Linked DNA regions of Homo sapiens: region 1 is linked to region 2. A link is a loop called in an ENCODE intact Hi-C map of the cell type or tissue named here. Cell type or tissue: heart right ventricle. All regions are shown on one strand.

Region 1 (5,000 bases), 56 kb after region 2:
AGGATGGTCTTGAACTCCTGACCTCATAATCAGCCTGCCTCGGCCTCCCAAAGCGCTGGGATTACAGGCGTGAGCCACTGCATCCAGCCTAGGTGATGGCTATATTTTAAGCTCACTTTTTAAAGATTTTTATTTATTTATTTTAAGACAGGGTCTCACTCTGTTGCCCAGGCTGCAGTGCAGTGGCACGATCATGGCTCATTCATACTTTATGTCTGAAATAAAGTACTCATTTCACATCACTTCCTCCCAAACTCCCTCCACTGATATACTGGTACTCTTCCAGTTCCTTTGTGACAATTTTCCCCAATAACCTCTGCCTCCTCCTCCCACCCCCTACCCCTGTCTTCACACACGCTATTACTTCTTTCATTTGTCAAACCACTACTTATGCTTTGGATCTCTGCTTAAATGTCTCTTCCTCAAAGAAGCCTTCCCTACATGAAAACCCTCACTATTAGATCTGTTATTCTGTTATAATATCTTGTGTTTTTGTTTTTTTAAAAAGCAATTACCAAAGTTTGTAACCATGAATTAGCTCATCTAACTCTTTGTTGAGTCTTTTTCTTTCATGGAATTATAGAAGTTCCATGACAATAAGAACTTTATCTGTCTTGTTCATTACTCTCTCTCCAATACTTAGCACACAGTGCTAAGTGCTAAGATCTTAATAATCACAGAATAATTTTTCCAACATTAAAATGGTCAAATTATTTAAGCCAATATTTCCACTTCTAAGGAAATAATCTGAAATGCAAAAAAATTTTAAAAGATATTTATCCAAATATTAATGTAAGTGTGAAAAACAGAAAATGATTCAATTGTCCAACTAAGGAGAAAGTAAATAAATGATGGCACAGAACAGAATGTTATGTACCCCATTAAAAAAGGCTACTTATAAAAATATTTCAGTAATATGAAAAAAGCAGGACACAGAATTGGGTCTGTAGTATTAGCTCAGTTATTTTAAAAACACACATTTGCAAGAACACTAGAGGGATATAAACCATATACTAACAGTGATTTTCTCTGGGAGATGAGATCCATTAGAATTTGGGCTTTTGCTTTTGTTTTGTTTTGTGTTAGAGCAGGAACTCTATCTGGTATCTATTCTCCAGGGGCCTAGCATAACATGTGATGAATAAGTAAGAATGAGAAATTGATTATCTCTAAGTACTGGAATGAAGTAGGTCATGAAATTCTCTAAGTCACATTATAAACAGAATCATTTAATCAATTGACATGCCTAAGATTGGAGGATTTTCAACTGGGCGACCTAATCTAGAAAATCCTTGAAAACCATGCTTTCTGAGGAATATAATTAACAAAACTCTTTCCTTTCCCCAAGAAATACTGTAATTTGGATCAGAAACTGCCCACTCAAAATTTTTACTTCTCCCAGCAATTAATTAGAACCTCTTGTGCAACATTGTGGCATGAAAGGATACAGTTCGTACCCTTACAGAAAAAAATACATGATCTGTCCTTTATTCCACAGGCTGCACATGTGAAAACAAACTGGTACTTCTTAAATCTTACATAAAGGAGGAGAAAAACCACTGTGAAAGAGGAAAGGCCCTTTTCACTCCCATTTTCCTGCTTACTTTTCTTTACATAGCTCTTCCAATCCTATCCAGCACCTCAGATTACAGACACACATAGAACTGCACCTTTACATCTCTCAGAACAATATCTGAGATCAACAACAACATTTAGAAAATAAAATTTTTGTAAAAGGCAACATTTACAATCTCATTAAAACACACAAAGTGTCTAAAAACAAATCTAACTAAAGATGTGTAAGATCATCACAGAGAAAAATTTTAAAAACCCATTGGGAGGCCTTACAAAAGATCTAAATAAATGTGGAAAATATGTATTTACAGTATAATATTATAAAAATATCAGTTCTTCCTAAGTTGGTTCATAGATGCAATGCAATTCCAATCAAAATCCTGAGTAATTTTATATGGAAATGCAAATGACCAAGAACAGACAAGAATGAAACTCTTGAACAAGAACAAGGTGGGAGGACTTACTTCTCCCATACAACAGGGCTTATTACAGTTATCGTAATTAAAACTGTGAGGGCAGGAATACACAAATAGCCCAATGGAACCAAATAGCAAGCTCAGAAACATACCCACATAGCTAAGTCCTTGATATATGAAAGACGTAGCTCTGTTGATTAGTGGGGAAAGAAGAGTATTTTCAATAAACGGAATCCACTTGAAAAAAAATTAACTTGTGTCTTACCTTATTCCCATATGAAAAATTATTTCCAGAAACACAAGACACAAAACTCATAAACTATAAAAGACTCATATAAATTACATTAAATTTAGAAATTCTTTTTGTGTTTTGTTTGTTTGTTTTGAGATGGGGTCTTGCTCTGTCACCCAGGCTAGAGTACAGTGGCATGATTATAGTTCATTGTAACCTTGAACTCCTGGGCTCAAGTGATCCTTCTGCCTCAGCCTCCTGAGTAGGTGGGACTACAGGCATGAGCCACCATGCCCAGCTCATTTTTTTGAGAGAGGGGGTCTTGCTATGTTGCCTAGGTTGGTCTTGAACTCCTGGCCTCAAGCCATCCTCCCGCCTTGGCCTCCCCAAGCACTGGGATTATAGGCATGAGACACTACACCCAGCTAAATTTAGAGATTCTTAATCAAAAGACAGGATAAAGAGAAAGAAAAAGACAAACCCCAAAGTGGGAGAAGATGTCTGCAATACACTTAAGCAACAACAAACTAGTATTCCGGATATTTAAAGAACTCTTATTAAAGAAAAAAACCAATACAATAGAAAGAGTAGGCAAAAGACTTAACTTGCCACTTCACAAAAGAGGAAATACAGGCCAGGGCCAGCATGGGCTACATAGCAAGACTCTGTCTATACAAAATATAAAAACTGAGCCAGGCATGGTGGCACACTCCTGTAGTCCCAACTACTCAGGAGGGTGAGGCAGGAGGAATATTTGAGCCCAGGAGATTGAGGCCGCAGTGAGCACTATCCTCCAGCCTAGGCAACAGAGCATGACACTGTCTTGAAAAATAAATAAATAAATAAATAAATAAAATAAATATATATATATACACATAAAATAACGGAAAGTGATTTCTTTTACCAATTTTATATATATACATAAAATCATTGGTATATATATAAAATAACTGGTATATATAATTAGTAAAAGAAATCACTTTCCATTATGATATACTGATTCAATGGATGCCAGAACTCCTTGAGCTGAAGCCTAAGGGCTTAGTTCATTAGACAGATGTTTCCAGGCTTCTCCAAGCCCTGGCTAGATAGGATCCACAAGCAGATCAACTTTATCTTTTAGACCTAAGTTCTCAGCCTAGAAGACAGAGGAGTAATATTTTAAAATATACCTTGAAAGTTTTTATCAACGTTTTACAATTAGGCCAGTAAAGATTGGGTTAGCCAAAGGCACCTCCTCTCTTTAAGGCTCCAAGTTCTGTTTAGGAAATGAAGGTGTCGGGACCTTGACTGCCTACTGCCCCACAGGTACCTCTGCTAACCCACTGAATTCCTTTTTTTTTTTTTTGAGATGAAGTCTTGCTCTTGTTCCCCAGGCTGGAGTGCAGTGGCGCTATCTCCCGGCTCACTGCAACCTCCGCCTCCTGGGTTCAAGCAATTCTCCCGCCTCAGCCTCCCAAGGAGCTGGGATTACAGGCGCCTGCCACCACGCCCGGCTAATCTTTGTATTTTTATTAGAGACGGGGTTTCACCATGTTGGCCAGGCTGGTCTCAAACTCCTGACCTCAGGCGATCCACCCACCTCGGCCTCCCAAAGTGCTGGGATTACAGGCGTGAGCCACCACGCCCGGCCATTTTTTTCTTTTTTTTTGACATGGAGTCTTGCTCTTGTCACCCAGGCTGGAGTGTAGTGGTGTGATCTCAGCTCACTGCAACCTCCCTCTCCCCAGTTCAAGCGATTCTCCTGCCTCAGCCTCCCAAGTAGCTGGGATTACAGGCACCCGCCATCACGCCCAGCTAATTTTTTAGTAGAGGAGGGGTTTCACCATGTTGGCCAGGCTGGTCTTGAGCTCCTGACCTCAAGTGTTCCACCCACCTCGGCCTCCCAAAGTGCTGGGATTACAGGCGTGAGCCGCCGTACCCGGCCACCACTGAATTTCTATATGATACATGCTTCTATGTGAAACAGATCAAAGAAGTACATTTCTCACTCCACTCTCTCAACACACGGTACACCCATTCATGAAAAAGCACCTCCTCTAACTCTAGAATTTATTCTGTTCTAGAACTCCACACTTTCCAATTTCACAATCTTCTCAAAGATTTTTCATTTCTGCTCCTATCATTACCTCCCAAACAAATGACCATGCAAAAACCTACTGTAAAATACAACAATCTTCTTACCAGCCTCTTTCCTCCAGAGCTGAATGCTGGAGAGTAACAAAATTTAAGAGGTAGGCAGAGAAAGATAGCAAAAGCTCTGAATGGCAAAGGGAGTCGCTGGAAAGGTAGAGTTTAAAAAGCCGGAAAAAGGTAAGTCGTAGATATCCGTGGAGGAAAAGTTTCAAGTCTGAGGGAGAAGCCAACCATGTCAAATGATGCAAAGAGGTCAAGTAGCATAAAGACTAAAGAGGGCTTATTTGATCTGCAACAAAAAGAACACAAATTACTGTGGCAATGGCAGTTTCTGAAGACAGGTAGTGACAGAAGCCATAAAGCAGTTGAGTCTCTGGGATATGAGAAAGTAGAGAAAGCAATGACTGTAAACTATTCTTTCAGGAGCTTAAACACTAAGGGAAAGTTAGAGTTGCTGGGAAAGATTTCAGTTAATTTATATGCTAAGTGGAAACACTTCAGAGAAAAAGGCCGAAGATACACAAACACCTTGGGTCCAACAGCAACAGCTGCCTTCTACTCCACTGAGAAAACAGAGTTCTTACCTGTAGTGGAACAAACATGTAAACCATTCATTGATTCATTCAATAAATATTTATTGC
Region 2 (5,000 bases):
AATGTGGGTCTCAATGAAGACATGGTGGGGAAGAGTAGGGAGGAGAACTGCGGAATCTCAAAGGCTAACTATGGGTCTGGAAGAATCACTTAGAGGAGGTTGCAATGATGGTAAAAATAAACTCTAAGATGGAGGAGGAGCAAGGGCTGTGAGAATACATCCCAAGCCCTAAGTGGACTCAGAGATTAACGTAGTCCTAAGGCATCTCCCTCAACTGGGAAGGACCAAATGCTACATGAAATGCATGTTCTTGTTCTTGCTAGAGCACAGCCATGCCTCCCCAGTGGTAGCTTTTCAACCTGGCAGGCCTTCGAAGGTCGGTGCAGGAATGAGCCATCTGCCTGGCCCACTGCCCGAGTGTGTTCAGCACATACCTGAATGCCCTAGAGTAGCTTTATTCAGATCACCCCAAGGGAGTGGGCTTGCAGATCCCGACTTACGCCTTTAAATCTGGTTAGTCCCAGGATCCTGGTGTACCTTCTTCATCCCCACACTTGTTAGGCTGTCTATTCAATATTATCATCAAGGCTTCTCCCACCAAGGCGTTTTCTTTATAACTAATCTTATAGGACTGCAGTTTCAGATTGTTCCCCACCTGCAAGCCCGAACAGGAAATGATTCGATTACGGATATTAAGACTGCAACTTTCTTTGGCAAGAGTGTTTTGTAACTATGAGATTGCACCAAGCTCGGTTGAACATTTTATTCAATGAATCTAATTACTTACTAAAGAAAGTTCCAGGCTGGTGACTGGTCTCAACAAAAAGCTACCACTATACTACCTTCTTCTTGAATAGCTTGCTTCTTTTCTTTATTGTTTTTTTCTTCCTTCCACTCTAGGAGGAAAATTTGCTTCTTTTCTAACCACAAATCTGGCAGGAAAATATGCTCATGCATATTTCCATACTAAGACATTTTTGTCTAAACAACTGTATTTGAATCTGGCTTTTTATAAGAAGTCCAAAAACCTTACAACGGTTGGCTCATTACGAACACTTTAAGTTCGTATTAAGAAGGGTACAGGGAGCCGGGTGCAGTGTGGCTCACGCCTCTAATCCTAGCACTTTGGGAGGCTGAGGCTGGTGGATCACTTGATCTCAGACAGCCTGGGCAACACGGCAAAACCCCATCTCTACAAAAAAATTAGCTGGGCATGGTGGCACTTGCCTGTGGTCCCAGCTACTTGGGGGACTAAGGCGGGAGGATCACTTGAGCCTAGGGGGTCAAGGCTGCAGTGGGCCAAGGTTGCATCACTGCAATCCAGCCTGGGTGACAAAGCAAGACTGTCTCAAAAAACAAAAACAAACAAAAGAGAAGGGTAGCAGGTGTACAAAAATAAATTCACTACACAAGAGACTAACAAAAGAGTGTAAACTTCATATATACTTGTGTGTGTTTGTGTGTGTATCACACAGTTCACTCTGAGGCTAAATAACATCTAAGGACAGGATATATGTTAACCACTATTGTGACTATAATCACCTCTCAGTGTATGCAGCCTTGGTGAGTACAGCCTTTACCACAGTATATCCCTTACCTAAAATTTTCAAATTAATGTCATAAATATTTATAAGTAATCACTTATTTTGTGTATGCGTTGGTACTAAGTATGACATAGGAACTGAGAAGGAAAACACCACTATACATTTATATAATACTTTACAAAGCTACTTTCATACGTATCTCATTTGACCCTATGAGCCAGAACTGGAGTCATTAGTCATTATACCCACTACTACACAATGAGAAGAACTAGTGTGCCAAGCTTAGAGCAACTTAGCCAAGTTCACCATTGGCAAGATCAAACCAAGAACTTTGGGTTCTTGACTACCAGACCACTACTGGGATATTAGCTGCCTACCACAAAAAGGCTTCTGCCCTCAAGGAATTAATCTCTGACACCTAATGCCTTGACTGGTGTTTCTCAGATGTACCAAGTTTCTTCTCAGAAAGAATCTCACTATCTCCTGGTCCAACATACACTGAATCTAATCAAGATATTTATAGAAAAAGGTTATTTATTAATATCACTGACAATGAACAGATGTGAGTTCCTTCTGGAGGCCAGAATCGTTAATGAGACTGAATAAAACTGAATTAGGACAGAGTGCTCAAAATGTATCTGTCACTTTGGGATAAATACCTCATTTTGCTTATGGATATGATACTGCCCTCTAGTGCCAGGAAGCACAGTAACAATCAGCAATCTCAGTAGATTAACTCACCTAATGCATATGAACCACCTACCATGTATAAAAATGCTTTGCTAGACACCGTGGAGAAAAAAAGAAGAAAGAAAAACTTAAACCTATCACACACATACAACCATCAAAACCACATAAGCCCCTTGAGGAATCTATAAATATAATAGAGAATATGAGAAATGAAAAACAAATCACTACAATCAGAGATAGCGTTACAAGTGCTTTAAGAGTTTGCAGATAATACATTACTAGAGTACAAAAGGGATTAGGTAAGCTTCACAGGGCAACAGCATATAAGCTATCTGAAGGCCTTCATAAACTAGAGATGAACAACATGAGCTAGGACTTGGAGGTAGGAAATCTACAAGGTTAAGGTCACAGCCAACACTCCCCAGTTTAGCTGGAGCATTACGTTTGTGAAAAAGAGTAACAGAAGGAAGGCTGACTAGGGTCAGACTGTGAAGGGTCTAGAACTGTGCTATCAGACATGGCAGCCACTAGCCACACATGCTATTTAAATTTAATTAAAATCAAATAAAATTAGCAGCACATGTCCCAGCTACTTGGGGAGGCTGACAGAATTGAGCCCAGAGTTTGAGTCCAGCCTGGGCGACACGGTGAGACTCCATCTCTCTCTTTTTTTTTAATTAAATTAAAAATTCAGCCGGGTGCAGTGGCTCATGCCTGTAATCCTCCCAGCTCTTTGAGAGGCCAAGGCGGGCGGATCAACTGAGGTCAGGAGTTCGAGACCAGCCTGGCTAACGTGGTGAAACCCTGTCTCTACTAAAAATACGAAAAATTAGCCAGGCATGGTGGCGGGCGCCTGTAATCCCAGCTACTCAGGAAGCTGAGGCAGGAGAATCACTTAAACCCTGGACATGGAAGTTGCAGTGAGCCAAGATGGCGCCACTGCACTCCAGCCTGGGCAACAAGAGCAAAACTCCGTCTCAAAAAAAGTAATAATAATTCAGCTCCTCACTGCTTTAGCCACATTTCAAATCTCAATGGGTACATTTGACTTGTGGCTAACATATTGTGTTATATCAATACCAATACTGATTGATGTTAGATCTTTCATAGATCTAACATCATTCATATTGTATCAGAGGTTGTATAAAATCATAAAACACCAACGTTTCATGATGGCTCAGTCCTGAAAAAAAATTCATGCAGATGTGATTGATGCCAAAGTCTATTAATAAGGAAAATAAAGCTATAAAAAAAGAAAATATTAAGAATTTATAATAATAAAACACAAGACACAATCATTTTCACTGGGTATCTTTGAGTATTACAAGGAAGAATGATCTTTGTCCCTCGAACACCTGCTTCAGCCCAAAAGCAGGGACATCAGATATTCTTAATACTTTTACCATTTGAGGCAAAATCTGTTTCTCTTGTGCAGTTTACAAAATGACAGCAATTAAAAAAATAATGTGTATCTGTAGAAGACATAATTTCAAATTTTTTTTTTTTTTTTATGGAGACGGAGTCTCGTTCTGTCGCCCAGGCTGGAGTGCAGTGTCGTGAACATGGTTCTAGCCTCCTGTGTAGCTGGGACCACAGGTGTACACCACCATGCCCAGCTAATTTTTTCATTTTTTTTTTTCTAGAGACAGGGTCTCACTTTGAAGCCCAGCCTGGTCTCGAAATGCTGGGCTAAAGTGACCCTCCCAGACTCAGCCTCCCCAAGTGTTGGGATTACAGGCATGAGCCACTGCACCCAGCCCATAATTTGAGTCCTTTCAAGACTGAGTCAATATACAGAATTCTAAATGAAAGGTTCTAAGCACACTATAAAATCAGCAAAGTAGCCGGGCATGGTGGCTCACTCCTATAATCCCAGCACTCTGGGAAGCCAAGGCGAGTGGATCACTTGAGGTCAGGAGTTCGAGACCAGCCTGGCTAACATGGTGAAATCCTGTCTCTATTAAAAATTCAAAAATTAGCCAGGTGTGGTGGCGAGCACCTGTAATCCCTGCTACTCGGGAGGCTGAGGCAAGAGAATCGCTTGAAGGCAGAGGTTGCAGTGGGCAGAGATCGCGCCACTGCACTCCAGTCTGGGAGACAAAGCATGACTCTGTCGCAAAAAAAAAAAAAAAAATCAGAAAAGTGTAGTTAATTGCTTAGGGTAGTTATCTAACATTACCATTCTGATCCTACTTATCACAAGCCTGAATCTCTATTGCCTATAGGTTTTTTTTGCATGTAACACAGATATTTTTAATGATCAGATTGAAAATATGGAACATTACAATCTTTTGAATTACAAAGTCAAAGGTAGCAGCCCAAGTCCTAAGCCATACTATCCCCCGCCTCTCAAATAATCTTCCCTTTAATGTTGCCATGGTGTTTCTTTGACGTTAGTCCAGAACAGTTCTAGATATTCAAAGAAAAAGCAACTGCCTCTCAACCAATTCTTAAAACTATTCTCAGCTGGGCGCGATGGCTCACGCCTGTAATCCTAGCACTTTGGGAGGCCAAGGCCGGCGGATCATGAGGTCAGGAGATCAAGACCATCCTGGCTAATACGTGAAACCCTGTCTCTGCTAAAAATACAAAAAACTACCTGGGCATGGTGGTGGGTACCTGTAGTCCCAGCTACTCGGGAGGCTGAAGCAGGAGAATGGTATTAACCCAGGAGGCGGAGCTTGCAGTGAGCAGGGATTGCGCCACTGCACTCCAGCCTGGGCGACAGAGTGAGATTCCATCTCAAAAAAAAAAAAAAGAAAAGAAAAGAAGAAAAAAAATATTCTCTCTGCAAACTGGGCACTGATAATCACTCCATCTCGTCTT

Evidence for each region. A loop is a pair of places that touch in the nucleus more often than their neighbours do. Peaks named below come from ENCODE experiments on the same cell type or tissue, not always from the same donor. Only the 100,000 strongest peaks of a DNase experiment are listed, where the experiment ranks them.
Region 1: it touches region 2 in a loop (4-fold over the local background); 2 of 110 quality-filtered maps call a loop at or near these places.

Annotation. Positions count from the first base shown.
Region 1 is chr22:40,541,877-40,546,876 of GRCh38, forward strand. The region is part of intron 3 of MRTFA (myocardin related transcription factor A); the gene reads right to left. Among named protein-coding and RNA genes, the nearest start is that of MRTFA-AS1, 23 kb to the left of the region's middle. In heart right ventricle, no CTCF peak of the experiment used is centred here; no DNase peak of the experiment used is centred here.
Region 2 is chr22:40,485,681-40,490,680 of GRCh38, forward strand. All of the region lies in intron 3 of MRTFA (myocardin related transcription factor A), which reads right to left. Among named protein-coding and RNA genes, the nearest start is that of MRTFA-AS1, 34 kb to the right of the region's middle. In heart right ventricle, CTCF peaks have their summits at 2,184 (motif pointing left) and 2,383; no DNase peak of the experiment used is centred here; H3K27ac peaks cover 1,135 bases.